Linked DNA regions of Homo sapiens: region 2 is linked to region 1. The links are chromatin loops, found by intact Hi-C in ENCODE. Cell type or tissue: B cell. All regions are shown on one strand. Region 1 overlaps MRTFA (myocardin related transcription factor A). Region 2 overlaps MRTFA (myocardin related transcription factor A).

Region 1 (5,000 bases):
ACAAGCCACCTAACACTTTAAGAACTGGGGGTAGAGAGTCCTTCACTGGAGGGCCACAGAAGACAGCATAATGTAGGTAAATAGTCTGGCAGTGAACTGCAGTAAACAAAAAGATTAATTTGGGACTTAAGCTCCCTGGGCTGATGTTTAGGATAGAAATAGACCCCAAGCCGGGCAAGGTGGCTCACACCTGTAATCCCAGCACTTTGGGAGGGTTAGGCAGGAGGACCGCTTGAGCCCAGGAGTTCAAGACCAGTCTGAGCAACATAGGTAGACTCCATCTCTATAAAAAGTAAAAATAATTAGCCAGGCATGATGGCTCACACCTACAGTCCCAGGGCTATTCAGGAGGCTGAGGTGGGAAGATCTGCTTGAAAGCCAGAGAGGTGGACGCTGCAGTGAGCCATGATCATGCCATTGCACTTTAGCCTGGATGACAGAGCAAGAACTTGTCTCAAAAAAAAAAAAAAAAAAAAAAAAAAAGTTAAAAGAAATAGACCCCAGGCTTCTTACACTTGTTATAAGGTTCTCTTAGAAATGGACCCTATCACTATTGTGGTAGGTCCATTCTGACTTGCTTAAAAGCCTTCAATGGCTTCCCATTGCACTTAAAACCAAATCCAGCTGGGCATGGTGATGCACACCAGTAGTCCCTGCCACTAAGGAGCCTGAGGCAGAAGGATTGCTTGAGCCCAGGAGGTTGAGTTCAGCCTGGGCAACATAGCAAGACCCCATCTCTTAAAAATTAAAATGAAGGCCGGACACAGTGGCTCAGGCTGTAATCCCAGCACTTTGGGAGGCTGAGGCAGGAGGATCACGAGGCCAAGAGATCGAGACCAACCTGGCTCATACGGTGAAACCCCGTCTCTACTAAAAATACAAAAAAAAAAAAAAAAAAAAATTAGCCAGGCGCTGTGGTGGGCACCTGTAGTCCCAGCTATTTGGGAGGCTGAGGCAGGAGAATGGCGTGAACCCGGGAGGCGGAGCTTGCAGTGAGCCCAGATTATGCCACTGCACTCCAGCCTGGGCAACAGAGCAAGACTCCGTCTTAAAAAAAAAAATTAAAATTAAAAGCCAAATCCACCTCCTCCATGTGGGTGATAATGCCCTGGCTCTAGCCCTGCCCACCTTACCCATCTTCACTTGCCCCTTCTCTCTCTCCACCATGCCCCAGCCACACTGGCTTACTTGATGATCTCCAAACACACCAACTTCTGGCCTGCACCAGGCCCAGACACTTGCTTTTTCTTCTCTCTGAGCCCTCTTCCTGCTTTCTGAATGGCCAGCTTCATCTGATCCTTTAGATCTCAGCTCAAATCTTTCCTCTTCAGTGAGGCCTTTCTTGAACATCTTATTCGAAGTGACTCCATCTTATTCCTATTACTTATTAACACACCAATCAGTTAATTTACTTGATAGTACTTACCAGGCTCTGAACTTACCAACTGCATTTCAAGGTGATCCCTGCTCTGAAATTTCTTGTCTACTACTAGTCTTGCCCTTCTAAATATAAATCACCTGAGAGCAAGAGCTGGATTTATCTTGCTGCATCAACTATCACATATTAGGTACTCAAAGATTTTGAATGAATGAATGAATGAATGAATGAGAGCTAGGAAAATATGGTAGCAGTCAGCCAGCAGACAATGAGTTAAAGTGAAAAACATCAGTTCTCCCACCATGAAGCCAGAAGTTGTATGATTGTTTTTTGACTTACAGTGTATCCAAGTAGTGATAACATACAAACAGAAAAGAGAGCCTATGTTCTCTGCTGATGATTTAAAAAAGAAAGGTCCGAAAGATCAAAACCTCACCAGCTCCAGTTTCAGCTCCGTTTATAATGCTGTTGGTATTAAAGGCAAATTTCCTTACTTCTAACAGATTCCAAGGTTTGGTTTCATTTTTCCCCTAAGGGATGGACTTCTGCACCCACTGAGCCCGGTGCCGTGATAGCGCCATCAACGACTCTACTCAGCCATGCTCACGCCCAGGCCAGCCTTAGAGTATCTCAGGATCTCACTCTACATAAAACTGTGGTTGATTCAAAATACCAGAAAAGAGGTTTCTCTTCCTAAGAACCAGAACATGAAGGCAAAGCATATGGGAGAAGTGGTTCTTCCTCACAATACACCAGGCTCAAGATCTGCCCCTCCTATAAAGGGAAGTATAACAGAGTGAAAACTCTTTTAAAGGTGCAATTCCAAAGTAAAGGAAAATTCAGTGGCACCCTTTACACCTAATTTAAACCAGGTTTGACCCTTTAAACACAGTTTGTTTCACTGAACTTGATCAATTAGTTATCTTAACTATTTAGTGATTGAGCTCTAAACTTGGAAAGTCATGAGAAAGAAGAGAGTGGAAAATAAAACGCATCATCCTTGTTTTATGTTAGATGCTTCCCATGGCATACTCGGTGAACACAGCCATGTCCTAAAAGCAATCTACCAAATGCTGAGAGAGAGAGGCACTTACGCGGCATGATCCCTTGGCTCACCAGTTCTTCCCGGGTCCGGCGCTGCTGGAGTTTCAACTGTAGCACTGCAGGGCAGCAGAGAGAGAGGAGAGATGAGGGGTCAGTTGGGTATTCCACCTCAAAAAACACATTTTCAAACGCAAAAAAAGTCTAAAAACAGAAGGATGTAGTGTGAAAGAAGGGTCCCCTTGAAGTGCAACTGTCTGTAATTGCAGAAGTGGCCTGATACAGCAGAGTTTCCGTATTCTGCTGTGGGCGGTGAGAGGAAGTTGCGAAGGGTCTTGCAGGGCGATAACAATCCACAAAGCATCAGAGTCTTGCCTTTTGCTCAAAACCTCCAAAACACTGAGTCCTCCTCCTAAAACTTTTTTAAAAACACCTCTTCCAAACTCAAAATATCCTAACGAGGACCACCACCCAGCAAAAAAAGCTTTCCAGATGCTCTACGCTTAACAAATGTTTACCACCATAAGTATAGTGAATGAAAGAACTACTCACACAGATCAGGAAGTACTATTTGTAAACTCTTTTTCTTTTGTATCTAAAAATTATAGCCATTTCACCAAGCAATGCCTTTTTCTAGCCTAGAAAATATTTTACCGTTAATATGCCTCTGTTTTTCTTCTTTCTCTTCACTTAGAGCCTTTTCTGTTGAGGTGAAACAATTCAGCTAGATGACTCAAAGCACATCCGGGCTAGGGGAGACTGATGGGTGTTTCTCTTATTTTCACTCTGGCAATACTGCTTAATGAAAAAACTTAATAGGGATTTTTTTTAAGTTAAAAATCAACTATCAGCCAGGCACAGTGGCTCATGCCTACATGTAATCCCAGCACTTTGGAAGACCGAGGCGGGCGGATCACAAGGTCAGGAGTTCGAGACCAGCCTGGCCAAGACAGTGAAACCCCATCTATACTAAAAATACAAAAATTAGTCGGGTGTGGTGGTGCGCGCCTGTAGTCCCAGCTACTCAGGAGGCTGAGGCAGGAGAATTGCTTGAACCTGGGAGGCGGAGGTTGCAGTGAGCCGAGATCACACTACTCTCTCTCACTCCAGCCTGGGTAACGAGAGTGAGATGCTGTCTCAGGAAAAAAAAAAAAAAAAAAAAAAACAACTATCTTTCTTTCAAAAGCCAGTTAAACCTAAACGGTGTTACAACTACAAACTACACAGAATGACAATGGCACAGCTGTCATTCAGAGACTAAATGAGAAACTGCAGAGGTTGCAGTGAGCTGAGATCATGCCACTGCACTCCAGCCTGGGCAACAGAGCAAGACCCCGTCTAAAAAAAAAAAAGAAAGAAAAAAAAGAAAATGTTCAGAGGAGGAGGGTTAGGAGGATCCCACGGGCCAAGGAAAGCCTCCTTACATAATTAAGTCTTCAGGTGTAGGGGCCTTCCAAGTCACATCTGAGAGGAACCAGAATCTACTGGGAATCATCTTAATATCTGCCTTTTTCTATCCACAGAGTAGCTTTTAGGGAGGCGTCCAAGAATCGCAGAACCATAACCATGCGCCTGCCTACATCTCAAATTCAGTAGATCCAAAGCCAAACTTGTTTTCCTCCCAAAAACCTAATCCCCTTCCCATCCTTCTTACTTCTTTAATGATATCACTATCTTTCCCAGTATTTTTTAAATGTCTGGGCCAACTTCAACTCTACCTCCTCACACTCACACTCCCCTCTTATCAATTTTACCCTGCCATGTTTTCCCATGCTGCAGTGGTAGCTCCCTGGCTGTGTCCTTGCCTGTAGTGTCTCTCTCCCATTTCAAGTTATCTTAATCAAGCCTGGCCAGTTACTCTTCCTCAAGTACCGTGAATTTTTTCCTACCTCTTTTATTCACTTCACCTGGAAATGCCTACCCTGTTCATCTGAACTTCCCCACTCACTCCACAGCATTCAGTTACTCTAGGCCTCCTGTGAGCTACCTTTTATATGTTAGGGAAAAGTATAATATTTTGCCTTGTGTAATAGTAGCCCTTGAACATCTTACTTCTCCTACCAGTTTATAAGTTCCTGGAGAGAAGAGAATATCCCTTACTGATATATGTCCCCCATAGCACTTAATACATAGTAGGCATTCAACAATGGTTTCTTGTACTGAACTGGATCTCAAAAGGATGTTACAAACAGTCTGAGAAACTGAACCAAGAGGCTATTATTATTTTACAAATTACCATTGTTAAGAACAAAGCCTTGGAGAACTAAATCGATAAAAACAGCAGGAGCTACAATAATAGCTGACACTTATGACGCACGTACTCTGTGCCAGACACTGTTTTACATTCTTTTATATTTTAACTTACTCTTCCTAACAGCCATATGAAGATACATTTTGGTGTTTTATTTTTTGAGACAAGGTCTCACTCTGTCACCCAGGCTGGAGTGCAGTGGCATGATCTCAGCTCACCAAGGCCTTGACGTCCCTGGCTCAACAGATCCTCCCACCTCAGCCTCTGGAGTAGCTGGAACTATAGGTGCATGACACCATGCCCGGTAATTTTTTAATTTTTTTTTTTGTA
Region 2 (5,000 bases), 49 kb before region 1:
CAAATCACATATTTGATAAAGAAGTGATATCCGGAATACACAGAGAACTTCTAAAACTCAACAACAAAAAACCAAACTTGACTCAAGAATAGGTAAAAGAAAGATTTGAACAGACATTTTTCCAAAGATGATATACAAATGGCCAACAGCACATGAAAAGAGCTCAATATCACTAGTCATGAGGGAGACCACAGTGAGATACACCTCAAACCCACTGGAGTGGCTACTGTAAAATTAAATTTTTAAGAAAGTATTGGTGAGGATACAGAGAAACTGGAGCCCTTGTGCCCTGTGGTAGAAATGCAAAATGGTGCAGCTGCTATGAAAAACAGTATGGAGGTTCCTCCAACACTTACTTACTTAAAAATAGAATTACCATATGATCTAGCAATTCCACTGCTGGGCATATACCCAAAAGAATTGGAAGCAGGGTCTCAGGTATTTGTACACAGGTGTTGATAAGTGCATTCACAACAGTAGAATGTGGAAGCAACCTATGTCCATCAATGGATGAAGGAAGTGATACTATGCTTAGTGCAACAGCCTGTCACAAAAGACAATTCATGATTGCACTTAGTCAAAATCATAGAGACAGAAAGTAGAATGGCAGTTGCTACAGGCTGGCGGAAGGGCCAAATGGGAAGTTACTGTTTAATGGGGATAGTTTCAGTTTTACGAGATCAAAAGAAAGGGAGATGGATGGCAGTGATGGCTGTACACATTATGAATGTATTTAATACCACTGAACCATACACTTAAAAATGGTTAGTTACAATGGGCTGGGTGCAGTGGCTCACGTCTGTAATCCCAGCACTTTGGGAGGCCAAGTGGGGTGGATTACTTGAGGTCAGGAGTTCGAGACCAGCCAGGCTAACATGGTGAAACCCCGACCTCTACTAAAAATACAAAAATTAGCCGGGCACGGTGGTGCACGCCTGTAATCCCAGCTACTCAGGAGGCTGAGGTAGGAGAATGGCTTGAACCCGGGAGGCGGAGGTTGCAGTGAGCCAAGATTGCACCACTGCACTCCAACACTGGGAAACAGAGTGACACCCTGTCTCAAAAAAAAAAAAAAAAAAAAAAAAAAAGGTTATGATGGGTTGGGCACAGTGGCTCACACCTGTCATGCCAGCACTTGGGAGGCTGGGACAGGAGGATTGGCTTCAAGCCAGGAGTTTGAGAGCAGCCTGGGCAACAAGGCAAGACCCCATCTTTATCAAAAAACAACAACAAAAAAAGGTAAATTTTAGGTGTATTTTACCACAATTTTTTTTTTTTTTTTGAGACTTGAGTCTCACTGTTGCCCAGGCTGCAGTGCAGTGGGGCAATCTTGGCTCACTGCAACCTCCGCCTCCCGTTTTCAAGCAATTCTCCTGCCTCACCCTCCTGAGATTACAGGCACGTGCCACCATGCCTGGCTAATTTTTTCACCATGTTGGTCAGGCTGGTCTCGAACTCCTGACCTCGTGATCCGCCTGCCTTGGCCTCCCAAAGTGCTGGGACTACAGGTGCCCGCCACCATGCCCGGATAAATTTTTTGTATTTTTTAGTAAAGACGGGGTTTCACCATGTTAGCCAGGATGGTCTCGATCTCCTGACCTCGTGATTTGCCTGCCTCAGCCTCCCAAAGTGCTGGGATTACAGGCGTGAGCTACCACGCCCAGCCGATTTATCACAATTTTTAAAAAATCAAAAAAAATGTGCAAAGGACTTGGCCATTCTCCAATAGAAGATACACAAATGGTCAGGCAGCACATGAAAAGATGTTCCACGTCACTAAATGACAGAAATGCAAACTAAGATACCACTTCACACCCATTAGGATGGCTTGTATCAAAAAATTGAAAATAAGAAGTGCTGGTGAGGAGGTGAAGAAACTGGAACCCTTGTGCATTGCTAGTGTGAATGTAAAACGTTACAGCTGCAGTGGACACAGTTTAGTGATTCCTCAAAAAGTTAAACACAGAAGTTACCATATGAGGCGGGGTGCGTTGGCTCATGCGTGTAATCCTATCACTTTGGGAGGCCGAGGCGGGCAGACTGCCTGAGCTCAGGAGTTCAAAACCAGCCTGGGCAACACAGTGAAACCCCGTCTCTACTAAAAAACACACAAAAAATTGGCCGGGCGTGGCGGCGGGTGCCTGTAGTCCCGGCTACTCGAGAAGCTGAGGCAGGAGAATTGCTTGAACCCCAGAGGCAGAGGTTGCAGTGAGCCAAGATCGTGCTACTGCACTCCAATCTGGGCAACAGACTCCGTCTCCAAGGAAAAAAAAAGAAGAAATTACCATATGATCCGGCAATTCCAACCCTAGGTTTATGCCCAGAACTGAAAGCAGGGACTCAAGACAGACACTTGTACACTGACATTCACAACATCCAAAGGGTGGAAACAGCCCAGGTGTCCAGCCACAGATGAATGGATGAAGAGAATGTGGTGAATCCACACTACAGGGTATGATTCAGCCTTTAAAAAGAGTGAAATTCTGACACATGCTGCAACACAGATGGACCCTGAGGACATTATGCTGAGTGAAATAAGCCAGACACAGAAGGACAAACTGAGTCTACTTCTGTGAGGTCCCCACGACAGGCAAATCCATAGAGAAAGTGGGATGGGGACTGCCAAGGGCTGGAGTTGGGGAGAATGGGGAGTTACTGTCTAATGGGTACAGTTTCCTTATGGGGTGATGAAGTTCTGGAGCGGATAGGGGTGACAGTTGCACAACACTGTGAATGGACCTAATACCTCTGATTGTACATTTAAAAAATGATTAGAATGGCAAATTTTATTATCTCACCACAACTAAAAAAAGAATTATGCAAAAACCAGGCCTGCTCCCCAACCCTGTGGGTTCTGGCCCCCCCTGTCCTGGCAGAATGCACTCTTTGCCCTGCAGCCGCTCTCACCAGGCAAGGAGGTCGCTGCCTGCCCAGCTGCCACCACCTGCCCAGACCTCTCTCCTCAAACACCTGCTTCTGGCATCACTGCCACCTCTTGGGCCACTTTTCAGTGTCCCTTTGGCGGCAGGCAGCACCCACACCCACCATCTCCCTTTCTCTGCCATCCCTTAGAAGCTAGAGTTCAAAGCCTGTTCCCTTTTCCTTCTTGAACAATATCTCTGGGGTAGCACCTCCTTCCCTTGGAACCTCCTGAAGCTCACGCCAAGGCCTCGCTCCTGAGCGCCCAGCCCAGCCGTCCTCACAGCGGGTCCCATACCTGCCGCCTCAGTGCCACCTGCACTGGTGAGAGATGCGCCTCAGACCCCAGGGACCCAGGGATTCTCCCTAGGGCTTGAGAATTACAGACCTCACAGGAACACCAGTGACTGAGCTCTTGTCTTAAATTGAAATAAAATTCACACAACATCACATCTACTCTGGTAGAGCTGTGGTTCCAGGCTGAGCTCCCACTTTGCCTGCACCCCTCAGCCGCTCCTCCTCCTCCTGAAGCCACTGAGACACTCAAAGAGAAGTCCACGCTCACCACCCAGCATCGGCACCACAGGCCCAGACTTCTTGCCTGCTGCCGCCAGTGAGCTCCTCCCCAGGACCATCTCGGGGTCATCTGGGATCTTCTACTCCCAGCTGGGTCCCCTCACACAGACGCGCGCTATTTCCTGCCCAGCATCTGCCCTACCTCCTTCTTCCCCTCTGCAGGGGAACCTCCCAGAGAGCTCTCTACGGCCACCCCCACCCTGCTCCCAGGCCTCTCATGGACTTCCTGTTGTGCCCATGATGCCTACCTTCCGTGTCCAGGCCTCGGTCCTCAGCTCCCTTGGTCACGGCTGGATTCCAGGACACCGCACCCTGCCACTACTTGTCCTCCCGACCCCCAAGGCTGGGCTTAGCCCCAACCTCTGCTCCCCCACCTCACACCCTCGGCAGCCTCCCAGCTCCAACTGCCAATCTAGATGTGACAACACTCCAACTCCTACCTCCAGCCCAGACCTCTCTCACAAATGCCACTTGATGTCAACTGTCCCTGTGAACCCTCCATTCGGTCTCGTGACACACCCCATCAGGGACCGCGCAATGTGGTCCCACACGTGCCCCCTCCCCAGCTCACCCCATCAATGGCCACTCCACCCTGGCCCTTTAGGCCACAGCCCTTGAAGTCATCCTTGGCTGTTCCTTCCCTCTCCCCCCACTTCATCCATAAAGACACCAACCTGGCTCTCTCCAAATGGGGCTGATTCCAGCCGCTCCTCTGCCCGCCACTGCTGCCTGCTGGGCCAAAGCCCAGCTCTCCAGTCGCCCCCCAACCTGGGGCTCCCTGCTTCTGCCCTTGCACGGCTACTATCGCCTGGGTCCTGCATCAGACCAGGCCTTTTCTGCTCAAGGCTGTGCGATGGCTTCCCACACAATGGAGCCAAAGCCACCCTGCCCTGGTGCCCAGGAGGCCACGCATGATCTGGCCATGAAGGCCTTCTTCCCCTTTCCTCAACTCCACTCCAACCCGCCAGGTACTCCCGAGGCCGCACAGATGCACACAGCTGCCCCTGCTCACAGGAGACATCCTGGACCTTCCCCACCAGGCTCCCCAGACCTCTCCCTCTCCTCCATTTTTGTCCTAAGGCTCCTCTCGGATCTTCCATATGATCTGCTTATTTCTTATATTTGTTGTCCACCTCCCCAGGCTGCACTGTGAGCTCCACAAGGGCAAATGTCTCTTCTGTTCGTTGGGAGGCGAGGGCCTTGGGGCAGTGCTTCCAGCTGAAGGACGGCACCTTCCCTGGTCCTCTCGCCCAGGCCTTGGAGACGGGAGGGCTCACAGCCACCACTGCATCCACAGTGCTTGCCCAAGACTGGTCACGCACGGAAGCATTCAATAAAAACAAACCAACCCAGGGCTAGAGACACCTATGAACAGAGAAGGCCGTCAGGGAGGCAGCAGGGGACCTGGGGTTACCTCCGCTCTGAATGAGAATGTCAAACAGGTCGTCCATCTGCTGGCTTGAGGAACCATTTTCCTGTGGGACAAAGGAAAAAAAAAAAAGAGA

What was found. A loop is a pair of places that touch in the nucleus more often than their neighbours do. Peaks named below come from ENCODE experiments on the same cell type or tissue, not always from the same donor. Only the 100,000 strongest peaks of a DNase experiment are listed, where the experiment ranks them.
Region 2: a loop joins it to region 1, with 1.9 times the contacts of the local background. A loop is called at or near these places in 2 of 110 quality-filtered maps.

Annotation. Positions count from the first base shown.
Region 1 is chr22:40,460,749-40,465,748 of GRCh38, forward strand. MRTFA (myocardin related transcription factor A) reads right to left here. Exons shown (of 15, transcript NM_020831.6): 4 at 2,473-2,538. Among named protein-coding and RNA genes, the nearest start is that of MRTFA-AS1, 59 kb to the right of the region's middle. RefSeq lists an enhancer at 2,801-2,910. In B cell, no CTCF peak of the experiment used is centred here; DNase peaks (open chromatin) are centred at 2,023 and 2,723; H3K4me3 peaks cover 2,470 bases; H3K27ac peaks cover 4,810 bases.
Region 2 is chr22:40,412,077-40,417,076 of GRCh38, forward strand. MRTFA (myocardin related transcription factor A) reads right to left here. Exons shown (of 15, transcript NM_020831.6): 14 at 4,910-4,970. Among named protein-coding and RNA genes, the nearest start is that of SGSM3, 44 kb to the left of the region's middle. RefSeq lists a silencer at 450-549 and enhancers at 2,180-2,329, 3,210-3,609, 4,315-4,814. In B cell, no CTCF peak of the experiment used is centred here; DNase peaks (open chromatin) are centred at 595, 1,885, 2,935 and 3,635; H3K4me3 peaks cover 2,392 bases; H3K27ac peaks cover 4,754 bases.